Linked DNA regions of Homo sapiens: region 2 is linked to region 1. Evidence: read pairs that join two places in POLR2A ChIA-PET (ENCODE). Cell type or tissue: B cell. All regions are shown on one strand. Each heading gives the region's core, and the rest is flanking DNA. Links, peaks and the distances in the headings are about the cores only. Region 1 overlaps SBNO1 (strawberry notch homolog 1). Region 2 has its middle 7.6 kb from the start of SBNO1-AS1.

What was found. ChIA-PET counts read pairs that join two places held together with the same protein. Peaks named below come from ENCODE experiments on the same cell type or tissue, not always from the same donor. Only the 100,000 strongest peaks of a DNase experiment are listed, where the experiment ranks them.
Region 2: POLR2A ChIA-PET joins it to region 1 with 6 read pairs; 12 of 35 experiments call an interaction of 5 or more read pairs at or near these places.

What each region holds. Positions count from the first base shown.
Region 1 is chr12:123,306,339-123,317,865 of GRCh38, forward strand. It overlaps SBNO1 (strawberry notch homolog 1), which reads right to left. Exons shown (of 32, transcript NM_001167856.3): 21 at 10,883-11,018; 22 at 9,210-9,322; 23 at 9,035-9,106; 24 at 7,282-7,381; 25 at 4,717-4,791; 26 at 3,372-3,518; 27 at 3,151-3,245; 28 at 2,972-3,064. Among named protein-coding and RNA genes, the nearest start is that of CDK2AP1, 40 kb to the left of the region's middle. In B cell, for the core only: no CTCF peak of the experiment used is centred there; no DNase peak of the experiment used is centred there.
Region 2 is chr12:123,366,759-123,378,285 of GRCh38, forward strand. No RefSeq gene overlaps it. Among named protein-coding and RNA genes, the nearest start is that of SBNO1-AS1, 7.6 kb to the left of the region's middle. RefSeq lists a silencer at 3,875-4,048. In B cell, for the core only: no CTCF peak of the experiment used is centred there; no DNase peak of the experiment used is centred there; H3K27ac peaks cover 438 bases.

The DNA of each region.
Region 1 (11,527 bases), core at 5,601-8,100:
ACTGAAAAGTATGGTGGCCTAATGCAGTGGAGGTTCAAAGGCAAACGAAGACCAGGAATGAGGTCTCTAGGACCACCACTCCTCACGCCCAGCCACCTGTTGCCACACAGAGAATGAAGGACCAGTATTATCACATCCTTCAACCTAAGAGAAGCTGGGGATCAGGACTTTCATCACAATCTACCAACGGTGATATTCTGGCAATAATTTCAATTTAAAAATAATAACCAAGAGCCAGGTGCAGTGGTGCATGCCTGTAATCCCAGCTATTCAGGTGGACAAGGTGAGAGGATGGATCAAGCCCAGGAGGAGTTCGAGACTGTCCTGAAAATAACCAACACCTTATGTGGACCAATCAAAATTGCATCTATGGGGGATAGCCGAGTAAAATACTTGAATTCTACCAATATCAACATCTTGGTTGTGATATTACACTACAGTTTTAAAAAATATTACCACTGGGGTAACTGATAAAAGTATGCAAGATGTTTATCTGTACTGTTTCTTATAATGACATGCAAATCAACCTACAGTTCAATCAGTATTTCAAAAACCCCAAAACCAGCAAGGCACAGTAGCTCACAACTGTAATCCAGCACTTTGGGAGGCCGAGGTGGGAGGATCATTTAAGCCTAGGAGTTTGAGACCAGCCTGGACAACACAGTGAGACATCAACTGCATTAAAAAAAAAAAAAAAAAAAAAAGCCAAATGTGGTGGAGTGTACCTGTGGTCCCAGCTACTTAAGAGGCTGAGGTGGGAGGATTGTCTGAGCCCAGGAGGTTGAAGCTGCAGTGAGCCATGATCACGCACGCCACTGCTTATCAGCCTGGGTGACAGAGCGAGCGAGATCCCATTACAAAAAACAAAACCAAACCAAAAAACCCCAACTCAACTAGGAGCCAGATCCTTTGAGAGCTTTTCTCTAGGTCAAGGATCAGCAGCTTAGGCCTGTGGAATAAATCTAGCTTGGCACTCCTAAACTGAAGTAAGATTAAGAAGGAATGAAGGAAGGTGGGAAAAAAAAGAGAAAGGAAGGAAGGAAAACACAGAGGACATGCAATATAGACCACATATGGCCTACAAAACCATACATATCAGACCTTCATAGAAAAAGTTTAGCAACTCCTGCCCTAGATCATTTATGACTTCATCCTGCCTGTGCCATCATCATACATGTAGGTACTTCATATGAGCAAGAACCAGGTCTTACTTGCAGTCACTCCATAAATATTTGTAAACAGAAAGCAAAATATGTTATATACAACCAATGAAATATTACTCAGCCTTGTAAAAAAGAACGAAGGGGCCAGGCAGCGTGGTTCACACCTGTAATCCCAGCACTTTGGGAGGCAGAGGTGGGAGGATCACTTGAGGCCAAGAGTTTCAAACCAGCCTGGTCAACATAGTGAGACACCATCTCTACAAAAGAAAAATTAAAAAATTAGCCACATGCCAGGCGCGGTGGCTCATGCCTGTAATCCCAGCACTTTGGGAGGCCAAGGCAGGCGGATCACCTGAGGTCAGGAGATCGAGGCCATCCTGGCTAACACAGTGAAACCCTGTCTCTACTAAAAATAAGAAATTTAGCCAGGCGTGGTGGTGCGTGCCTGTAGTCCCAGCTACTCGGGAGGCTGTGGCAGGAGAATCGCTTGAACCTGGGAGGCGGAGGTTGCAGTAAGCCAAGATCGTGCCACTGCACTCCAGCCTGGGCGACAGATTGAAACTGCCTCAAAAAACAAAACAAAACGAAACAACACAACCCCAAATATCTTAGAGAACTGGCGAAATAAAATTTCTGTTGTCTTGGATCTGAGTAAGTAAATATGAAACTCAAGATACTGCTGAATATCTACATACTGTTGAGTATCTACACATACATGTATAGATGTGTGCGCACACACACCCCTTAGTTCTGTCCACAGAGACAAATCATAACTGAAAGAATGTAGCTATTTTACTAACTGAAAAATGAGTCTTAAAGATATAAAGCATTATTAAGACTAAAGTAAGTCTCTGTCTTATGAAAAATGCTTAATTTAAGAAAATGTTGGCCAGGTGCAGTGGCTCAAGCCTGTAATCCCAGCACTTTGGGAGGCCAAGGCGGGCAGATCACGAGGTCAGGAGATCGAGACCATCTTGGCTAACACGGTGAAACCCTGTCTCTACTAAAAATACAAAAAAAATTAGCCAGGCGTGGTGGCAGGCGCCTGTAGTCCCTGCTACTCTCGGGAGGCTGAGGCAAAGAGAATGGCATGAACCCGGGAGGTGGAGCTTGCAGTGAGCCGAGATCGCACCACTGCACTCCAGCCTGGGTAACACAGCAAGACTCAATCTCAAAAAAAAGTTAATTCAGCCAGGTGTGGTGGCTCACATCTATAATTCCTTTGGGAGGACAAGGCAGGCAGATCACCTGAGGTCAGGAGTTCGAGACCAGCCTGGCCAACATGGTGAAACTTCACCTCTACTAAAAATAAAAAAATTAGGCTGGGCACAGTGGCTCACGCCTCTAATCCCAGCACTTTGGAAGGCCGAGGCAGGCAGGTCACCTGAGGTCGGGAGTTTGAGAACAGCCTGACCAAAGTGAAGAAACCCCGTCTCTACTAAAAATACATGTCAGCCAGGCCTAGTGGCACATGCTTGTAATCTCAGCTACTCGGGAGGCAGAGGATGAGGTGAGCTGAGATCGTGCCATTGCACTCCAGCCTGGGCAACAAAGAGCGAAACTCTGTCTCAGAAAGAAAAAAAAAGAAGAAAATGTAACAATTCTAAACCCACACCTAATAACATCCTTTAAAATGCATTAAGTAAAAACATAACACAAATGGACAAACACACAATTACAATGATAAATTACCAAAATAGACAAAGCTAAACACAACTGGGAAACAGGTACAAAGTGAAGAGACAATTACAATGCTGGCCATTAAAAAGTATTATATATCTGAATAGAATTTAAAGGAAAAGTCGTACTTGCAATGACAAGTAAAAGCCATCGTCTGGTCCTGTCAGCTCAGCCCAAATCTTGGTAGCTTCCTCCCATGACATTCCCCTCTCTACACTAATCTGTAAGAGAAACAACGAAATTTAAACTCATTTCTGTAAATGCATCTCATGGGAAGACGATACTTCACAACATTTTCTAAACTTACTGTGTATAATTCTACGTGGCCAGAGGTTGAATATCCTGGAGTCAGAAACTTTTTAACATCACTTTTCCGCACTTTTTCATCTCCAGAACCAAGATCTTGAACAAGAAAAAGAAACATGTAAATGTAAAAAGAACATTTTTATCAGGTACACACGTTTAAAGAATTTCTCCACTCCACATTTTCCCTGGGGACATTGTGGGGGGGAAATTTTCCCTACTTACCTAAGATTCCCATATCATATCTTCCATTTTTTTTGGCATTTTGAACAACTGCAGTAAGTGTGTCCGCAAAATACTGAAATAACGCATTCTGCTGATGCACCTCCATGCCTAAAATTCTATTTAAGAATTTTCCTATGTTGTTATAATCTGTAATGACAAAAGATAAACGTTTTCATGCAAATGATAATTAAAAATTTTTTATTCATCTAGGCTTAGTTCAAGTCCCACTTTCTCTTCTAAAAGTCTTCCTTCTTAACTCTTACACTGTCCTCACAACAAGGCTGTAATCTGCCCATTTCTCTCTCTAGCAATTAGCACCACTGCAGGACACGCTCAAAAGAGGTTTGTCAAATTGAATTTTTGCATCTTCAGCCTCACTTATGGAAAGTATGAACACAATTCAGTACATAAGAAAGTTAGTTCTCCAACACTGAATTCTCAACTGTAGTGGCACTATTAGAATGTCTGGGAGCTTTGGAAAACTACCGATGTCTGAGCTCCACCCGACTTCAGTAATTTTTCGTTTTGTTTTGTTTCTTGAGACGGAGTCTTGCTCTGCTGTTGCCCAGGCTGGAGTGCAGTCATGCAATCTTGGCTCACTGCAACCTCCCCCTGCCAGATTCAAGCAGTTCTCCTGCCTCAGCCTCCTGAGTAGCTGGGATTACAGGCGCCCGCCACTATGCCTGGATAATTTTTGTATTTTTAGTAGAGACAGGGTTCCACCATCTTGGCCATGATGGTCTTGGACTCCTGACCTTGTGATACGCCTGCCTCAGCCTCCCAAAGTGATGGGATTACAGGCGTGAGCCACCGCGCCCGACCAATTTTTTTTTATTTTTTTAGACGGAGTCTTGCTCTATTGTCGCCGAAGTTGGAGTGCAGTGGTGCAATCTCGGCTCACTGCAACCTCTGCCTCGCGGGTTCAAGTAATTCTCTTGCCTTAGCCTCCCGAGTAGCTGGGACTACAGGCACCCGCCACCAGGCCCGGCTAATTTTTGTATTTTTAGTAGAGATGGGGTTTCATCATATTGGCCAGGCTGGTTGCAAACTCCTGACCTTGTGATCTACCCACCTCAGCCTCCCAAGGTGCTGGGATTACAGGCGTGAGCCACCGTGCCCAGCAGACTTCAGTAATTTTTAAAAGCTTGAGAGCTGATCATATCAGCAGCCAGTGCTGAAAACTGCTTCTCTATGCATGGATCTTTTACACATACCCCACAGCAGCCAAAACCACCCAGAATGTTTTAAGAACATGAAGCTTCCCCTTCAGCTCAAAAGCATATATCATAATGGACTTTAATACTATAGCAACAGTTATATGCCCACACAAAGCTAATAGTAGTACCTTTATCGAGAGTAAGAATTCCCGAGCGATCTTCTACATTTATCAGGCCAACGCCTATCAGTCCTTGTCGAACATCTGTAAGAACAGGATCAATTCTGACTCATAAATTACAAGGGATGTCTACAATGTACCACTAAGTGAGAAAAGTATGTTGTAAGTAGTATCATGCCATTTTAAAAAAACACCTTGATATTTATATAAACATGGAGAAAATGTGGAGAGAACTGCCCTTGTTCACTCTGTCATCTGTGACCTAAGAAGGTGAGAATGGAAGGAGGGTTAAGGGGACTGTATTAACTCTCTTCATTATACATGTTAAGATTCTTTTCTTTTTTTTTGAGACGGAGTCTCACTCTGTCACCCAGGCTGGAGCGCAGTGCGCGATCTCAGCTCACTGCAACCTCTGCCTCACGGGTTCAAGCAATTCTCCTGCCTCAGTCTCCTGAGTAGCTGGGACTACAGGCTAAGTTTCATATTTTTAGTAGAGTCGGGGTTTCGCCATGTTGGCCAGGCTGGTCTCAAACTCCTAACCTCCGGAGATCCACCCGGCTCGGCCTCCCAAAGTGCTGAGATTACAGGTGTGAGCCACTGCGCCCAGCTGCAAGATTACTGTCATTACTTATAATAAACAAGTAACCTATCTATCTATCTATCTATCTATCTATCTATATATATATATATATATATATATATATTTTTGCGACAGAGTCTGACTACGTTGCCCAGGCTGGAGTGCAATGGCATCATCTTGGTTCACTGCAACCTCCGCCTCCCAGGCTCAAGGGATCCTCCCACCTCAGCTTCCCGAGCAGCTGGAACTACAGGCGTGCACCACCGTGCCTGGCTAATTTTTTTTTGTAATTTTTTTAGAGAGGGGGTTTCTCCATGTTGCCCAGGCTGGTCTTGATCTCCTGAGCTTAAATGATCCACCTGCCTTGGCCTCCCAAAGTGCTGAAATTACAGGTGTGAGCCACTGCGCCTAGCCATAACCTGTAATTTTAAGAAGTTAGAAGTAAATCAAGGAATCTTTTTTTTTTTTTTCTGAGACAGGGTCTCTCTCACCAGTCTGGAATGCAGTGGTGCCATCACAGCTCACTACAGCCTCCACCTCCTAGGCTCAAGCAATCCTCACACCTCAGCCTCCCAAAGTGCTGGGATTACGGGCATGAGCCACTGTGCCCAGACCAGGGAGTTGTTTCTGACACTCCTGATGTCAAAAGGAGTGAAGGTGTAGGGTTAAGACTTTACTGCTTTTGTTGAAAGCCGAGAGTAATGATGAACACCTCTAACTGGTATGTCAATATGAACTGTTAACAACACATATCAGTATGTGCTAATCTACCAAAAGGACTTCCTAGTGAAAAATGCTAACTCCATCTGGGTGCCTTGGCTCACATCTGTAATCCCAGCACTATGGGAGGTTGAGGTGGGAGGATCACATGCGGCCAGGATTTCAAGACCAGCCTGGTCAACATGGCGAAACCCCATCTCTATTGAAAACACAAAAATTAGCCAGGTATGGTGGCGGGCACCTGTAATCCCAGCTACTCGGGAGGTTCAGGGAGGAGAACCCTTTGAACCTGGTGGCGGAGGTTGCACTGAGCCAAGATCACACCATTGCACTCCAGCCCAGGTGACAGCACGAGACCCCGTCTCGAAAAAAAAAAAAAGGACATTTCCAAATACACGAAAGAAAAAAGGCTAAGCTATGAGCCACATGTATCCATCACCCAGTTTAAACAACTGTGAATTCATGGCCAATTTTGTTTCATCCAAACCTCCCACCCCAACCAATCAATCCTCACAGATTATTTACCTAGGTACTTTTTCAACTTTAAAATTAAATTGAATTTTAAAAGCTATTTGGGGCTGGGCACGGTAGCTCATGCCTGTTAATTCCAGCACTTTGGGAGGCTAAAGCGGGCAGATCATGAAGTCAGGAGATCGAGACCATCCTGGCCAACATGGTGCAACGCCGTGTCTACTAAAAATACAAAAATTAGCTGGGTGTGGTGGCATGTGCCTGTAATCTCAGCTACTCAGGAGGCTGAGGCAGGAGAATGGCTTGAACCTGTTGGCAGAGGTTGCAGTGAGCCGAGATCATGCCACTGCACTCCAGCCTGGCGACAGAGCAAGACTCGGTCTTAAAATAAATAAATAAATAAATAAATAAATAAATAAATAAATAAATAAATAAATAATTTTTAAAAAAGACTCGGTCTTAAAAAAAATAAAATAAATAAATAAATAAATAATTTTTAAAAAAGGCTATTTGGCAAAGTGATTTTACTCAATGTACTAAAACAACTTTCCTCTATTAAATCTCTTATTAGACAAACATGCTTTCACCATATCAACAGTAAGAGCACTTTCATTTGAATAAAATTTGCTTTAATAAATCTGTTTAATACAAGATAATTATGTGTCCTAGTAACCATTAATTTCAAAGTTTTATACAATTTATGTCCAAAGAAAAAAACTAATATAACAGCAAACATTACAACAGGTTTGAGTACATCTTTGTCAATAATCATTGTCATTGTTATGAATATTTGTAGAAGTTACCTTTAAAAAATTCTCCAGGATAGTCTGGAGGTGGTGATACCATAGGAGAATCCAAGTTTACAATGGATTTCATGACAATTTCTAAAGCATTTCTTCCATACTGCAAAAAAAAATCAAAACCTTTAACCAGTTTCAGCATTTGGATACTCTTCAATCACATGACCACCTAAATACTATAAAAACTACTGGCTGGGTGCGGTGGCTCATGCCTGTAATCCCAGCACTTTGGGAGGTCGAGGTGGGTGGATCACCCGAGGTTGGGAGTTCAAGACCAACCTGACCAACATGGTGAAACCCCATCTCTACTACAAAAAATTAGCTGGGTGTGGTGGCAGACACCTGTAATCCCAGCTACTTGGAAGGCTGAGGCAGGAGAATTGCTTGAACCTAGGAGGCGGAGGTTGTAGTGAGCCGAGATGGCGTCATTGTGCTCCAGCCTGGGCGACAAGAGCAAAAAACTCCCTCTCAACAAAACCCCAAAAAACCCACAAACTTATTGTACCAAAGATTCAAAAAAGCAATTCTCAATTATCTTTATATGTATTTATTTATTTTTTCTTTTTTTGGAGACAGAGTTTTGCTCATCGCCCAGGCTGGAATGTAATGGCACGATCTCTACTCACTGAAACCTCCGCCTCCTGGGTTCAAGCGGTTCTCCTGCCTCAGCCTCCCAAGTAGCTGGGATTATAGGTGCCCGCCACCATGCCCAACTAAATTTTTTTTTTCTTTGAGACGGAGTCTTGCTCTGTTGACAGGCTGGAGTGCAGTGGTGTAAACTCGGCTCACTGCAACCTCTGCATCCCAGGTTGAAGTGATTTTCCTGCCTCAGCCTCCCAAGTAGCTAGGACTACAGGCGCACACCACCACGCCCAGCTAATTTTTCTATTTTTAGTAGAGACAGGGTTTCACCATGTTGGCCAGGATGGTCTCGATCTCATGACCTCGTGATCCACCCACCTCGGTCTCCCAAAGTGCTGGATTACAGGCGTGAGCCACTGTGCCCAGCCACGCCCAACTAATTTTTGTATAATTTTTTGAGACAGAGTCTTGCCCTATTGCCCAGGCTGGAGTGCAGTGGCATGATCTCGGCTCACTGCAACCTCCGCCTTCCAAGTAGCTGGGACTACAGATGCATGCCACCACGCCCATCTAATTTTTGTAGAGATGGGATTTCACTATGTTGGTCAGGCTGGTCTCGAATTCCTGACCTCAGGTGACCCACCTGCCTTGGCCTCCTATATTCTGGGATTATAGGTGTGAGCAACTGATCCCGGCCTAATTTTTGTATTTTTTTTTTTTTTTTAGTACAGATGTGGTTGCACCACGTTGGCCAGGCTGGTCTCGAACTCCTGACCTCAAGTGATCCACCTGCCTTGGCCTCCCAAAGTGCTGGGATTACAGACATGAGCCACAGCGCCTGGCCTTTATATATATTTTATACTGCCTAGTTCATGTCTCTACACATAAAAAACATGAGAAAAATTAACTTCCTTTGCTTCTGAGAACTCACAGTTAATTCAGTCTCATTTATTCTTGTTTTCCAAAAGGAATAAAGACAACTACATTGCTGTACTGATACTTAACATGCGATCTAACATACATGTGAAATTCTGTCTTATAGGAAGCCATGATTTTAAAGCAAATGCATAGGAGAGGCAGTTTTGTTTTAGACAGTAACTACTTTCCTTTTGTGTTCCCGAAAGACACCATACACTATCACAAGTTTTCAGAGATACTGAAAATTGAAATGTACCTTATTATCAAAGTTGAACCTGCTCAGATCTCTAGATTCTGTTGCCCTTCTATCACCATGTGTAAGTGCCCCCTGTTAAAAACAAAAATTTCAATCAAGGCACAGGTAACCTTTTACCAGAAAACAGGTACAATAGATCATCATTTACACACAGCCACACAACTCCAAAACTCACCAAACTCTCAAGTCTTTTAGCAACAATAGATGCAAATCTTTGTTCTCCTGCCAGTTCAGATATCAGAAAGACATACTCAGGAGCAGTAACTTGGTTTGATCTATGAGTACGTCCTGCAACGAAATTTTGTTTTAAAGATCATTGATTGTGTTCGCTGGACAGAGAATATTCTGAGATGTATTCCTAGCATTTAACACTAAACTGGTATTGGGAAACCACTAAACAATAAAAATTACAGATAATGTAAAATTACCATAACACACATAAAACTGCTCAATGACAGAAGTATTAGCATTGCTACCCCAATTTTGCTTAACCACATGTTACTGATGCACAATTACTCTGGATTTTCCCAAAATTGTTTTTCAAATCATTGGTCACAAGAACATGAAGATGGAGGGAGGAGCTATGGGCCTTTGGTGAAGCTACTGAGGTTGGAAACACATATAGAAGTAGCAGCTTCTCTGATATGGACCTAATACATCCTTAAGTTTTATAAGGACACTCCTTGAGGAACCCTGTTCTTGGAACCCCACAAATTCCCACCACATATATATTTTTTACAACTTGTAAACAAGCAAAAAATGAATCCACAATGCATCATATACTATAAAGTATATATATAACACTCCTTAAATGCAAGATCTGAGATTTCGAGATAAGATATAAGACATTAAACAGGATTTTTTTGTTGTTGTTAGAGTTTCGCTCTTGTTGCCAAAGGTAGAGTGCAATGGTGTGATCTTGGCTCACTGCAACCTCCGCCTCCCGGGTTCAAGCGATTCTCCTACCTCTGCCTCCTGAGTAGCCAGGATTACAGGCATGCACCACCACGCCCGGCTAATTTTGTATTTTTAGTACAGACAGGGTTTCTCCATGTTGGTCATCCTGGTCTTGAACTCCCGACCTCAGGTGATCCACCCACCTCAGCCTGCCAAAGTGCTGGGATTACAGGCGTGAGCCGCTGCGCCCAGCCTGTTTTTGTTTTTTGAGACAAGGTCACGCTCTGTCACCCAGGCTGGAGTGCAGTGGTGAAATCATATCTCACTGCAACCTTGAACTCCTGGACTCAAGTAATCCTCCTACCTCAGCCTCCTGAGTAGCTGGGACTACAGGCACACGCCACCACACCCAGCAAGTTTTTCTTTTCTTCTTCTTTTTTTTTTTTTTTTTGAGATGGAATCTCCCTATGTTGCCCAGGCTGGAGTGCAATAGCGTGATCTCAGCTCACTGCAGCCTGCGCCTCCCAGGTTCAAGCAATTCTCCCGTCTCAGCACCCTAAGTAGCTGGGATTACAGGTGTGTGCCAACACACCCAGTTAATTTTTGTATTTTTAGTAGAGGCTGGGTTTCACCATGTTGACCAGGCTGGTCTCAAACTATTACCTCAAGTGATGCACCCACCTCAGCCTCCCAAAGTGCTGGGATTACAGGCACGAGCCACTGCTCTCAGCTGTTTTTCTTTTCTTTTGGTGGAGAAAGGGTCTCACTGCGTTGACCAGGCTGGTCTCAAACTCCCGGACTCAAGTTATCCTCCCACAGTGGCCTCCCGAAATGTTGGAATTACAGGCGTGAGCCTCTGTGCCCGGCCTAAACCTAGGTTTTGGTATGCGCAAATTTACCCCAATGATTCCTAGCTATCCATTAAGTGAAATCCAGTTTGTAGGAACTTACCGAACTGTTGAATTGCTCTATCAGCGCTCCAAGGTAATTCTAAAGTCATATGAACTCTTCGCCTTTGATTTTTAGCTCTCCTATCTGCTTGTAATGAAATACCCGAGCTGGCAGCTTCTGAGATGATAGCAATATTCTGTGTCAAATATAAGAAAAATAAAGTCACTTTTGCATAAGAACAAGCAGGCCAGTGCCTTAAATGAAGTCCTTCAGCAGACTGCCTATTCTCTCCTTCTTTCTCAATAATGAAGACTTCCAGTTTTATTTCCCAGTCTCCCTTACGGCTAAGTGTGAACATTCTCCAGCCAGCAAGGTGTAGGTAAAATGTATGATGCACAGGAAATGTCCTTAAAAGTAGGCGACATGCCCTTCTCATCCCCTTGTCTCCTCTCTGTTAGGTAAAATGTAGAGGTACTGACAAGAGTCTGGAACAGGTATCTTGGAATACAAAGGTAACTTGGAAATGGAGGCCCACATAATTTAATGAACAACACGGAAGATGCCTGGACTTCAAGAGGGCATACAAGCCCTGCTCCACCTACCCAAATGTGTCCATGAGAGAAATAATCTATCTTATTGAAGTCAACACTTAACAGACTTTGTATTTTCTGTTATTTAACAACCAAAACTAATTCCAACTAATGT
Region 2 (11,527 bases), core at 835-3,334, 56 kb after region 1:
TTGTATTTTTAGTGGAGACGGGGTTTCACCGTGGTCTCGATCTCCTGACCTCGTGATCCACCCATCTCGGCCTCCCAAAGTGCTGGGATTACAGGCGTGAGCCACCGCGCCCGGCCCAACAAAAAACTTTTAATTAGCCAAGTGTGATATATAGTCCCAGCTACTCAGGAGGCTAAGGTAGGAGAATCACTTGATTGCCCAGAAGTTTGAGGCTACAGTGAGCTATAATCGTGCCACTGCACCAGCCTGGGTAACAAAGCGAAACTATTTTTTTAATTTTTTTTTTTTTTGAGACATAGTTTCACTCTTGTTGCCCAAGCTAGTTTGTTGCAATGGCGGGATCTCAGCTCACTGCAACCTCCGCCTCCTGGGTTCAAGTGATTCTCCTGCCTCAGCCTCCTGAGTAGCTGGGATTACAGGTGCCCACCACCACGCCCGGCTAATTTTTTGTATTTTTAGTAGAAACGGCGTTTCACCATGTTAGCCAGGCTGGTCTCGAACTCCTGACCTCAGGTGATATGCCCGCCTCAGCCTCCCAAAGTGCTGGGATTACATGCGTGAGCCACTGCGTCGGGCCTTATTTATTTATTTATTTATTTATTTATTTATTTATTTATTGAGACGGGGTCTTGCTTTATCTCACCCAGGCTGGAGTGCAGCGGTGCGATCTCGGCTCACTGCAGCCTCTGCTTCCCAGGTTCAAGCAATTCTCCTGTCTCAGCCTCCCGAGTAGCCGGGACTACAGGTGTGTGCCACCACACCCAGCTGATTTTTGTATTTTTAGTAGAGAGGAGGTTTCACCATATTGGCCAGGCTGGTCTCAAACTCCTGACCTCAGGTGATCCGCCCGCCTCAGCCTCCCAAAGTCCTGGTATTACAGGCATGAGTCACTGCGCTTGGCAAAACTCTGTCTGGAAAAAAAAAAAAATTCTTAGGCTTGCAACTGACAGTGATGTTTCCACCACATTCTATTGGTTAACAAGGCAGCCAAATTCAGCTCAGGAAAGGCAACACAAGGGTATGACTAGTGGGAAGTGTTGTTCATTGGACGCTACCAAAGTAAATCATAAGGAATTTTGAGGGTGAGGGACCTTTGGGACATCCTATTGGAGATACTTAGGAAGCAATTGAATCCTACAGCTTGGGGATCCAGATGGGGATTAATGTGAGACGGGATAAAACTATACTAGGAGAGGCTGGACACGGTGGTTCACACATGTGATCCAGGCACTTTGGGAGGCAAAGGTGGGTGGATAACCTGAGGTCAGGAGTTCAAGACCAGCCTTGCCAACATGGTGAAACCCCATCTCTACTGAAAATACAAAAATTAGCCGGATGTGGTGGTAGGCACCTGTAATCTGAGCTACTTGGGAAGCTAAGGCAGGAGAATCGCTTGAACCCAGGAGGTGGAGGTTGCAGTGAGCCGAGATCATGCCACTGCACTCCAGCCTGGGCGACAGAGTGAGACTTCATCTCAAAAAAAAAAAAAAAAATACAACTAGGAGAGAATGCAGAGAGGAGAGCCAGGGGCAGAGCTGAGGTTCTGTGTCTAAGAAGTGAGCACCAGGCCAGGTGTGGTGGCTCACGTCTGTAATCCCAGCACTTTCGGAGGCCAAGGTGGGTGGATCATGAGGTCAGGAGTTTGAGACCAGCCTGGCCAACAAGGTGAAACCCTGTCTCTACTAAAAATACAAAAAATTAGCCGGGTGTGGTGGTGCACACCTGTAATCCCAGCTACTCAGGAGGTTGAGGCAGGAGAATCACTTGAACACAGGTGGCGGAAATTACAGTGAGTGGAGATGGTGCCATTGCACTCCAGCCTGGGCAACAGAGCAAGACTCTGTCTCAGCAACAACAACAAAAAAGAAATGAGCACCAGGCCGGGCACAGTGGCTCACGCCTGTATCCCAGCACTTTGGGAGGCCAAGATGGCAGGATCACGAGGTCAAGAGATCGAGACCATCCTGTCCAACATGGTGAAATCCCGTCTCTACTAAAAATACAAAAATTAGCTGGGTGTGGTGGTGTGTGCCTGTAATCCCAGCTACTCAGGAGGCTGAGGTAGGAGAATCACTTCAACTCAGGAGGTGGAGGTTGCAGTGAGCCAAGATCGAACCACTGCACTCCAGCCTGGTGACAGAGCGAGACTCCTCAAAAAAAAAAAAAGAAAGAAAGAAAGTGAGCACCCAGTGAGCATGAGAAAGGTCAATCAGAGAGGTCAAAGCAGAATCAAGGAGAGATTATATCATGGATGCAAGGGAGTAGTCATCCCAGCAACACTTCTTCACCCTGGCAGCTGCACTTCTATGCAATAGCATCAACTATACCCAGTTTGCAGTTTTCCACACACTCGCTGAATTAGCCTCATCACACCAAATCCTTCCCTGAGACACCAGGAGCAATCAGAGCCCCCATAAAGGTCACCCTCTAATTCAGAGACACTAGCACCAGCGATGTCTAATGCAGCAGAGAGCACCAGTGTGTGGCTGAAGCATCTATTGGATTATTCAAGATGGCAAACACTGTGGTAGACAGTTGTTTTTGACTGCCCAGAATCTATGGTTCTTTCTTCAGAGAGCCGCATCTTAGTTTTATCTCCCTCTCTCAAAGTCCATGTGGTTTGGAGAGCACTAACCATGTCTCATGCACATCACTCCAGATTGAGTGTGCAAGCCAGGTCTAGCTGATTAGAATACTGGATCCACAGCCATAGTGATCCGATTTGGTGCCGGGCCAGTGAGTCGCAGTTCTAATACTTTGCATTGAAAATATCAGGAAAAAGATACTCTCTTGCCTCTGATGTTGCTAAGACAGTGTTGGGAAGTTGGGGCAGAGGCCCTGTGGGGCAGGAGGCCACGCTGATAATGAGATCAACCCAGAAAACAGCAGGGCAAAGGAGTAGGTGGGGTGGGGAGGGACTGGATTCTGATGACATCTGCTGAGTCCTGGGACCCTGTCAAACCTGAAGCGATTTCTAACCCTGAGCTTTTTTGGTTTTTCAGTTTTCTTTTTTTTTTTTTTTTTTCAGACGGAGTCTCACTCCATTGCTCAGACTGAAGTGCAGTGGCATGAACTCAGCTCACTGCAACATCTGCCTCCTGGATTTAAGCAATTCTCTGTCTCAGCCTCCCAAGTAGCTGGGACTACAGGCACCTGCCATCATGCCTGGCTAATTTTTGTATTTTTAGTAGAGACGGGGTTTCACCTTGTTGGTCAGGCAGGAGGTCTCAAACTCCTGACCTCAGGTGATCCACCCACCTCGACCTCCCAAAGTGCTAGGATTACAGGTGTGAGCCACCGCGCCTGGCCCTGGTTTTCTTTTTATAGAGACAAGGTCTCACCATGTTGCCCAGGCTGGTCTCTAACTCCTGGGCTCAAGTGATCCTACTACTCTGGCCTCTGAAAGTGCTGGGATTACAGGTGGGAACCACTGTGCTCAGCCTTAACTTTTTTGATATAAGAGTCAATACAGGGGGGAAGGGGGAGGGGAGGGATAGCATTAGGAGATATACCTAATGTAAATGACGAGTTAATGGGTGCAGCACACCAACATGGAGCATGTATACCTATGTAACAAACCTGCATGTTGTGCACATGTACCCTAGAACTTAAAGTATAGTAAAAAAAAAAAAAAAAGAGTCAATACAAAAATAAAAAGAAAAAACAAGAGTCAATACAGGCTGGGCTGGGCGCAGTGGCTCACACCTGTAATCCCAGCACTTTGGGAGGCCGAGGTGGGTGGATCACCTGAGGTCAGGAATTCAACACCAGCCTGGCCAACATGGTGAAACCCTGTCTCTACTAAAAATACAAAAAATTGGCCGGGCGCAGTGGCTCACGCCTTTAATCCCAGCACTTTGTGAGACTGAGGCGGGTGGATCACGAGGTCAGAAGTTCAAGACCAGCCTGGCCAAGATGGTGAAACCCCGTCTCTACTAAAAATACAAAAATTAGCCAGGCACGATGGCAAGCACCTGTAATCCCAGCTACTCAGGAGGCTGAGGCAGGAGAATCCCTTGAACCCGGCGGGGTGGAGGTTGCAGTGAACCTTGATCACGCCACTGCACTCCAGCCTGGGTGACAGAGTGAGACTCCATCTGAAAAAAAAAAAAAATTAGCTGGGCGTGGTGGTGGGCACCTGTAATCCCAGCTACTCGGGAGGGTGAGGCAGGGGAATCACTTGAACCCAGGAAGTGGAAGCTGCCGTGAGCCGAGATCGTGCCACTGCACTCCAGCCTGGGCTACAGAGGGAGACTCGGTCTCAAAAAAAAAAGAGAGAGAGTCAATACAGGCGAGGCACGGTGGCTCACTCCTGTAATCCCACCACTTTGGGAGGCCAAGGCAGGTGGATCACCTGGGGCTAGGAGTTCGAGACCAACCTGGCCAACATGGTAAAAACCCGTCTCTACTAAAAACCCACACAAAAAAATTAGCTGGGCATGGTGGCAGGCGCCTGTAATCCCAGCTACTCGGGAGGCTGAGGCAGGAGAATCGCTTGAACCCTGGAGGCAGAAGTTGCAGTGAGCTGAGATTGTGCCACTGCACTCCAGCCTGGGTGACAGAGGGAGACTCAGTCTCAAAAAAAAAAAAAACAGACCAGGGGCTGAGTGTGGTGACTCACGCTGGTAATCCCAACACTTCGGGAGGCCAAGGCAGGAGGATTCCTTGAGGCCAGGAATTTAAGACCAGCCTGTGCAACATAGTGAGACCCCATCTCTACAAAGATAAAATCAAGAAAATTAGCTGGGCATGGTGGCACACATGTATGGTCCCAGGTACTCAAGAGGCTGAGGCACAGAATCCCCTGAGCCCAGGAAGTCGATGCTGCAGTGAACCATCTTTGTGCCACTGCATGAACTCCAGCCTGGGTGACAGTGAAATCCTGTCTTGAAGAAATAATAAATAGCTCCCTCTCTCCCCCTCCCCCTCCCCCTCCCTCTCCCTTCTTTCTTCAGTCTCCCTCTGTTGCCGAGGCTGGACTGTACTGCCGTGGTCTCGGCTCGCTGCAGCCTCCCTGCCCCGGGCTCCCGTGGTTCTCCTGCCTTGGCCTGCCGAGTGCCTGAGATTGCGGGCGTGCGCTGCCACGCCTGACTGGTTTTTGTATTTTTGGAGGAGACGGGGTTTCGCCCTGTTGACCGGCCCGGTCTCCAGCTCCTGACCTCGAGTGGTCTGCCCGCCTCAGCCTCCCGGGGTGTTGGGATTGCAGACGGAGTCTCGCTCACTCAATGCTCACTGTTGCCCAGGCTGGAGTGCAGTGGCGTGATCTCGGCTCGCCACAACCTCCACCTTCCAGCCGCCTGCCTTGGCCTCCCAAAGTGCTAAGATTACAGCCTCTGCCCGGCCGCCACCCCGTCTGGGAAGTGGGGAGCGTCTCTGCCCGGCCGACCATCGTCTGGGATGTGGGGAGCCCCTCTGCCCGGCCACCCTGTCTGGGAAGCGAGGGGCGCCTCTGCCCGGCCGCCGCCCCGTCTGGGAGGCGGGGGGTGCCTCTGCCCGGCCGCCACCCCGTCTGGGAAGTGAGGAGCGCCTCTGCCAGGCCGCCCCATCTGGGAAGTGTACCCAACAGCTCCGACGAGTCAGCGACCATTGAGAATGGGCCATGATATCGATGGCGGTTTTGTCGAAAAGAAAAGGGGGAAATGTGGGGAAAAGAAAGAGAGATCAGATTGTTACTGTGTCTGTGTAGAAAGAAGTTGACATAGGAGACACCATTTTGTTCTGTACTAAGAAAAATTCTTCTGCCTTGGGATGCTGTTAATTTATAACCTTAACCCCAACCCCGTGCTCTCTGAAACATGTGCTGTGTCAACTCAGGGTTAAATGGATTAAGGGCGGTGCAAGATGTGCTTTGTTTAAACAGATGCTTGAAGGCAGCATGCTCCTTAAGAGTCATCACCACTCCCTAATCTCAAGTACCCAGGGACACAAACACTGCTGAAGGCCGAAGGCCGCAGGGACCTCTGCCTAGGAAAACCAGAGACCTTTGTTCACGTGTTTATCTGCTGACCTTTTCTCCATTATTATCCTATGACCCTGCCACATCCCCCTCTCTGAGAAACACCCAAGAATGATCAATAAATACTAAAATAATAATAATAATAAATAAATTAAAAGTCAATACCTTCCCTTATTTTCTTGAATCAGATTGAGTTGAGTTTCCCTTGTATGCAATCCAAAACAATCCGGAACAATACAGATACTAACTAAATTACAATGTTGAAAGTTTCAATTATAAATTTAAATTAAGCTTTACAAGTTTTTATCGGCCCCAATTATCTACCTTTTTTGAGTATGGACTGATATTAACTCAAATTGTCCCAAGAAAGTAGGCTTTCCCACTGTCTGTTGTCTGTTGCCCAGGCTGAACTGGAGCACAGTGGCGCGATCATAGCACCTGTAGTCCCAACTACTCGAGACCCTGCCTCAAAAAAAAAAGTTAGAGACCATCCTGGCCAACATGGTGAAACCCCGTCTGTATGTACTAAAAATACAAATATTAACCAGGCATGGTGGCATGCACATGTGATCCCAGCTACTCGGGTGGCTGAGGCAAGAGTAGCTGGGATCACAAAATCGCTTGAACCTGGGAGGCAGAGGTTGCAATGAGCCGAGATCATGCCACCAGGCAACAGAGTGAGACTCTGTCTCAAAAAAACAAACAAACAAACAAAAAAACAAAACCCATGGACGATTTTTATGTTTTTATAATGGAAACATTGCTGTTAATGTTTGTAAACTTTCCCTTAAAAAATCACATTTAAAATATCTAAACACTTTGTTTTGTTTTTTGAGACAGGGTCTTGCTCTGTCACCCAGGCTGGAAGAAGTGGTGAGATCATGGCTCACTGCAGCCTCGAACTCAGGGGCTCAAGCAATCATTTCAACCTCAGCCTCCTGAGTAACTGGGACTACTGGGCTAATTTGTAAATTTTTTTTTCTTTCTTAGACTGAGTCTCACTCTGTCACCCAGTCTGGAGTGCAGTGGCATGATCTCAGCACACTGCACCTCCTGGCCTCAAGTGATTCTCCTGCTTCAGCCTCCTGAGTATCTGGGATTACAGGTGCCTGCCAGCCATGCCAGGCTAATTTTTTTTTTTTTTTTTAGACAGCATCTCACTCCGCCACCCAGCCTGGAGTGCAGTGGTGCGATCTCGGCTCACTTCAACCTCTGCCTCCCAGGTTCAGGCGATTCTCCTGCCTCAGTGTCCCGAGTAGCTGAAATTACAGGCGTATGCCACCACACCCGGCTAATTTTTGTATTTTTAGTAGAGACAGGGTTTTGCCATGTTGACCAGTCTGGTCTCAAGCTTCTGACCTGAAGTGATCCGCCCACCTTGGCCTCCCAAAACGTTGGGATTACAGGCATGACTCACTGTGCCTGTCCAAATTTGTAACTTTTTTTATGGAGACAAGGTCTCGCTGTGTCACCCAGGCTGATCTTGAATTCCCGGCCTCAAGTGATCCTCCCCCTTTAGCTTCCCAAAGCACTGGTATTACAGGTATGAGCCACCACACCTGGCCTTAAAATACCTAAATTAGGCCAGGCGCGGTGGCTCATGCCTGTAATGACAGCAGTTTGGGAGGCCGAGGCGGGTGGATCACCTGAGGTCCGGAGTTCAAGACCAGCCTGACCAACATGGAGAAACCCCGTCTCTACTAAAAATACAGAATTAGCTGGGCGTGGTGGCACATGCCTGTAATCCCAGCTACTCAGGAGGCTGAGGCAGGAGAATCACTTGAACCCAGGAGGCAGAAGTTGCGGTGAGCGGAAATCGCACCATTGCACTCCAGCCTGGGCAACAAGAGCAACACTCTGTCTCAAAAAAAAAAAACACCTAAATTATTTTTTAATAACACTCTTGCTGTGGGTTGCATTATGTCCCCCACAATTTCGTATGTTGAAGTCATATCCTAACCCCCAGTACCTCAGAATGCGACCTTATTTGGAGATGTTCTTACAGATCTAATCAAGTTAAAATGAGGTCATTGGCCTTAATCCAACGTAACAGTGTTGTAGAGGGAGAACACTATGTGAAGATGCAGGCGCAGATCTGGGTGATACTTCTACCTTCTACGAGCCAAGGAATGTCCGATTGTCTGCTCACCGCCAAAAGCTACGGGAGAGGCATGCGAGGGACCACTGCTCATAGCATTTGGAGGAACCAACCCGCCAACACCTTGATTTTGAACTTCTGCCCCCCAGAACTGTATGACAATACATTTCTGTGGCTTAAGCCACTTAGTTTGCAGTACTTTGTTATGGTAACCAGCAAATCATACATCTATTAAGAACATCTCCCAGAACCAAAATGATGATATTCATTCATTCCTTCAAACTCACCAATTTAAGATTAAAAAAAGAAAGAAAGCCTACACAGGAAAAAATTAAGAAAAATCACATTCTGGGCCGGGTGCCATGGCTCACACCTGTAATCCCAGAATGCTGCGAGGTGGAGGCGGGCAGATCATTTGAGACCAAGAGTTCGAGACCAGCTTGGGCAACATGGCAAGACCCTGTCTCTACAAAAATTGCAAAAAATAGCCAGATATGGTGGTGTACGCCTATCACCCCAGCCACTCGGGAGGCTGAGGTGGGAGGATCACTTGAGCTTGGGAGGTTGAGGCTGCAGTGACCTGTGATGGCACCACTGCACCACAGCCTGGGTAACATTGCAAGACCCTGTCTTAAAAACAAACAAAAAACAAAAACAAACTGCCCGTGCTCATCAATAAATACATTTTCCATGTGATTTTATAATAAAATGATAATTTTTATTTTTATTTATTTGTATTTATTTTGAGACAGAGTCTCGCTCTGTTGCCCAGGCTGGAGTGAAGTGGCATGATCTCGGTTCACTGCAACCTCCGCCTCCCGGGTTCAAGCGATTCTCCTGTGTCAGCCCCGCAAGTAGCTGGGACTACAGGTGCATGCCACCACGCTCGGCGAATTTTTGTATTTTTAGTAGAGACGGGGTTTGGCCATGTTGGCCAGGCTGGTCTCAAACTCCTGACCTCAAACAATCCACCTGTCTTGGCCTCTCAAAGTGGTGGGATTACAAGCATGAGCCACTGCACTTGGCCATAAAATAATTTTTTTTTTTGAGATGGAGTTTCACTCTTGTTGCCCAGACTGGAGGGTCGGCCAGATCTCGGCTCACCCCAACTTCCTCTTCCCGGGTTCAAGTGATTCTCCTGCCTCAGCCTCCCAAATAGCTGATATTTTTAGTAGAGACAGGGTTTCTCCATGATGGTCAGGCTGGTTTCGAACTCCTGACCTCAGGTGATCTGCCCACCTTGGCCTCCCAAAGTGCTGGGATTACAGGTGTGAGCCACCACGCCCGGCCTATTTTTTTGTATTTTTTTAGTAGAGATGGGATTTCACCATGTTAGCCAGGATTGTCTCGATCTCCTGACCTCGTGATCCACCTGCCTTGGTCTCCCAAAGTGCTGGGATTACAGGCACGAGCCACTGTGCCCTGACTTTTGTTTTTGTTTTTGTTTTTGTTTTTTTTGAGACAGAGTGTTGCTCTTGTTGCCCAGGCTAGAGTGCAATGGCGTGATCTCGGCTTGTTGCAACCTCTGCCACCCAGGTTCAAGCAATTCTCCTGCCTCAGCCTCCCGAGTAGCTGTGATTACAGGCATGCACCACCAGACCTGGCTAATTTTGTATTTGTAGTAGAGACGGGGTTTCTCCATGTTGTTCAGGCTGGTCTTGAACTCCAGACTTCAGGTGATCTGCCCGCCTCGGCCTCCCAAAGTGCTGGGATTACAGGCGTGAGCCACAGGCCTGGCCCTGGCCTGATAATTTTTAAAACTGTAAGGAATTCCCAATATATTGTACAACTAGTTTGATAATGCCTTTCCTTTAAGAGAAAATGTGAGGAGAAAAGTAGCTATATCCATTTGACAGAGAAGCAAAAAGCCTGATTGTGCATAAAAGCTATTTGGGGTTGAATGCAGTAGCTTACACCTGTAATTGTAGTACTTTGAGAGGCCGAGGTGGGAGTCGGCTTGAACCCAAGAGTTCAAGATAAGCAACATGGCGTGACCCTGTCTTTTTTTTTTTTTTTTTTGAGATGGAGTCTCACACTCTTGTCACCCAGGCTGAAGTGCCGTGGCATGATCTCAGCTCACTGGGGTTCAAGTGATCATCCTGCCTCAGCCTCCTGTGTAGCTGGAATTGCAAGTGTGTGCCACCACATCTAATTGTTTTTTGTTTTGTTTTGTTTTGTTTTGAGATGGAGTCTTCACTCTGTCACCCAGGCTGGAGTGCAGTGGTGCGATCTCGGCTTACTGCAAGCTCTGCCTCCTGGGTTCACGCCATTCTCCTGGCTCAGCCTCCCGAGTAGCTGGGACTACAGGTGCCCACCACCACGCTGGGCTAATTTTTTGTATTTTTAATAGAGACGGGGTTTCACCATGTTAGCCAGGATGGTCTCGAACTCCTGACCTCGTGATCCGCCCACCTTGGCCTCCCAAAGTGCTGGGATTACAGGCATGAGCCCGGCCAATTTTTTGGATTTTTGGTAGAGACAGTGTTTCACCATGTTTACCAGGGTGATCTCGAACTCCTGATCTAAGGTGATCCACCCGCCTTGTCCTCCCAAAGTGCTGAGATTACAGGTGTGAGCCACCGTGCCCGGCCCTAATTTTTGTATTTTTAGTAGAGACAGGGTTTCACCATGTTGGCCAGGCTGGTCTCGAACTCCTGACCTCAGGTGATACGCCCACCTCGGCCTCCCAAAGTGCTGGAATTACAGGCGTGAGGCATAGCACCTGGCATATTGTACATACATTATACATATTAATATATGTGTGTATATAGAGAAAGGTACTTTTAGGCCAGGCATGTTGGCTCAGGCCTAAAGGAGGTTGGAGAAGCACTTGAAGCCAGGAGTTCAAGACCAACCTGGGCAACGTACTGAAACCTGGTCTCTATTAAGAAAAAAAAAAAAAAAAGAGGCGGGCACAGTGCCTGACGCCTGTTAATCCCAACACTTTGGGAGGCCGAGGCGGGCAGATCACGAGATCAAGAGATTCAGATCATCCTGGCCAACATGGTGAATCCCCATCTCTACTAAAAATACAAAAATTAGCTGGGCATGGTGGTGTGCAGCTATCATCTCAGCCACTGGGGAGGCCGAGGCAGGAGAATCACTTGAACCCAAGAGATAGAGGTTGCAGTGTGAGCCAAGATCGCGCCATTGCACTCCAGCCCGGTGACAGAGTGAGACTTCATCTCAAAAAAAAAAAAAAAGAAAGAAAAAATGAAGATAGTAACATATATTTATATATATTTGCACATCCTCTATCTCATATATATATATATATATATTTTTTTTAATTTGAGACGGAGTTTCACTCTTGTTGCCCAGGCTGGAGTGCAATGGCACAATCTCACCTCACCACAACCTCCACCTCCCGGGTTCAAGCAATTCTCCTGCCTCAGCCTCCCGAGTAGCTGAGATCACATGCATGCGCCACCACGCCTGGCTAATTTTGTATTTTTAGTAGAGACAAGGTTTCT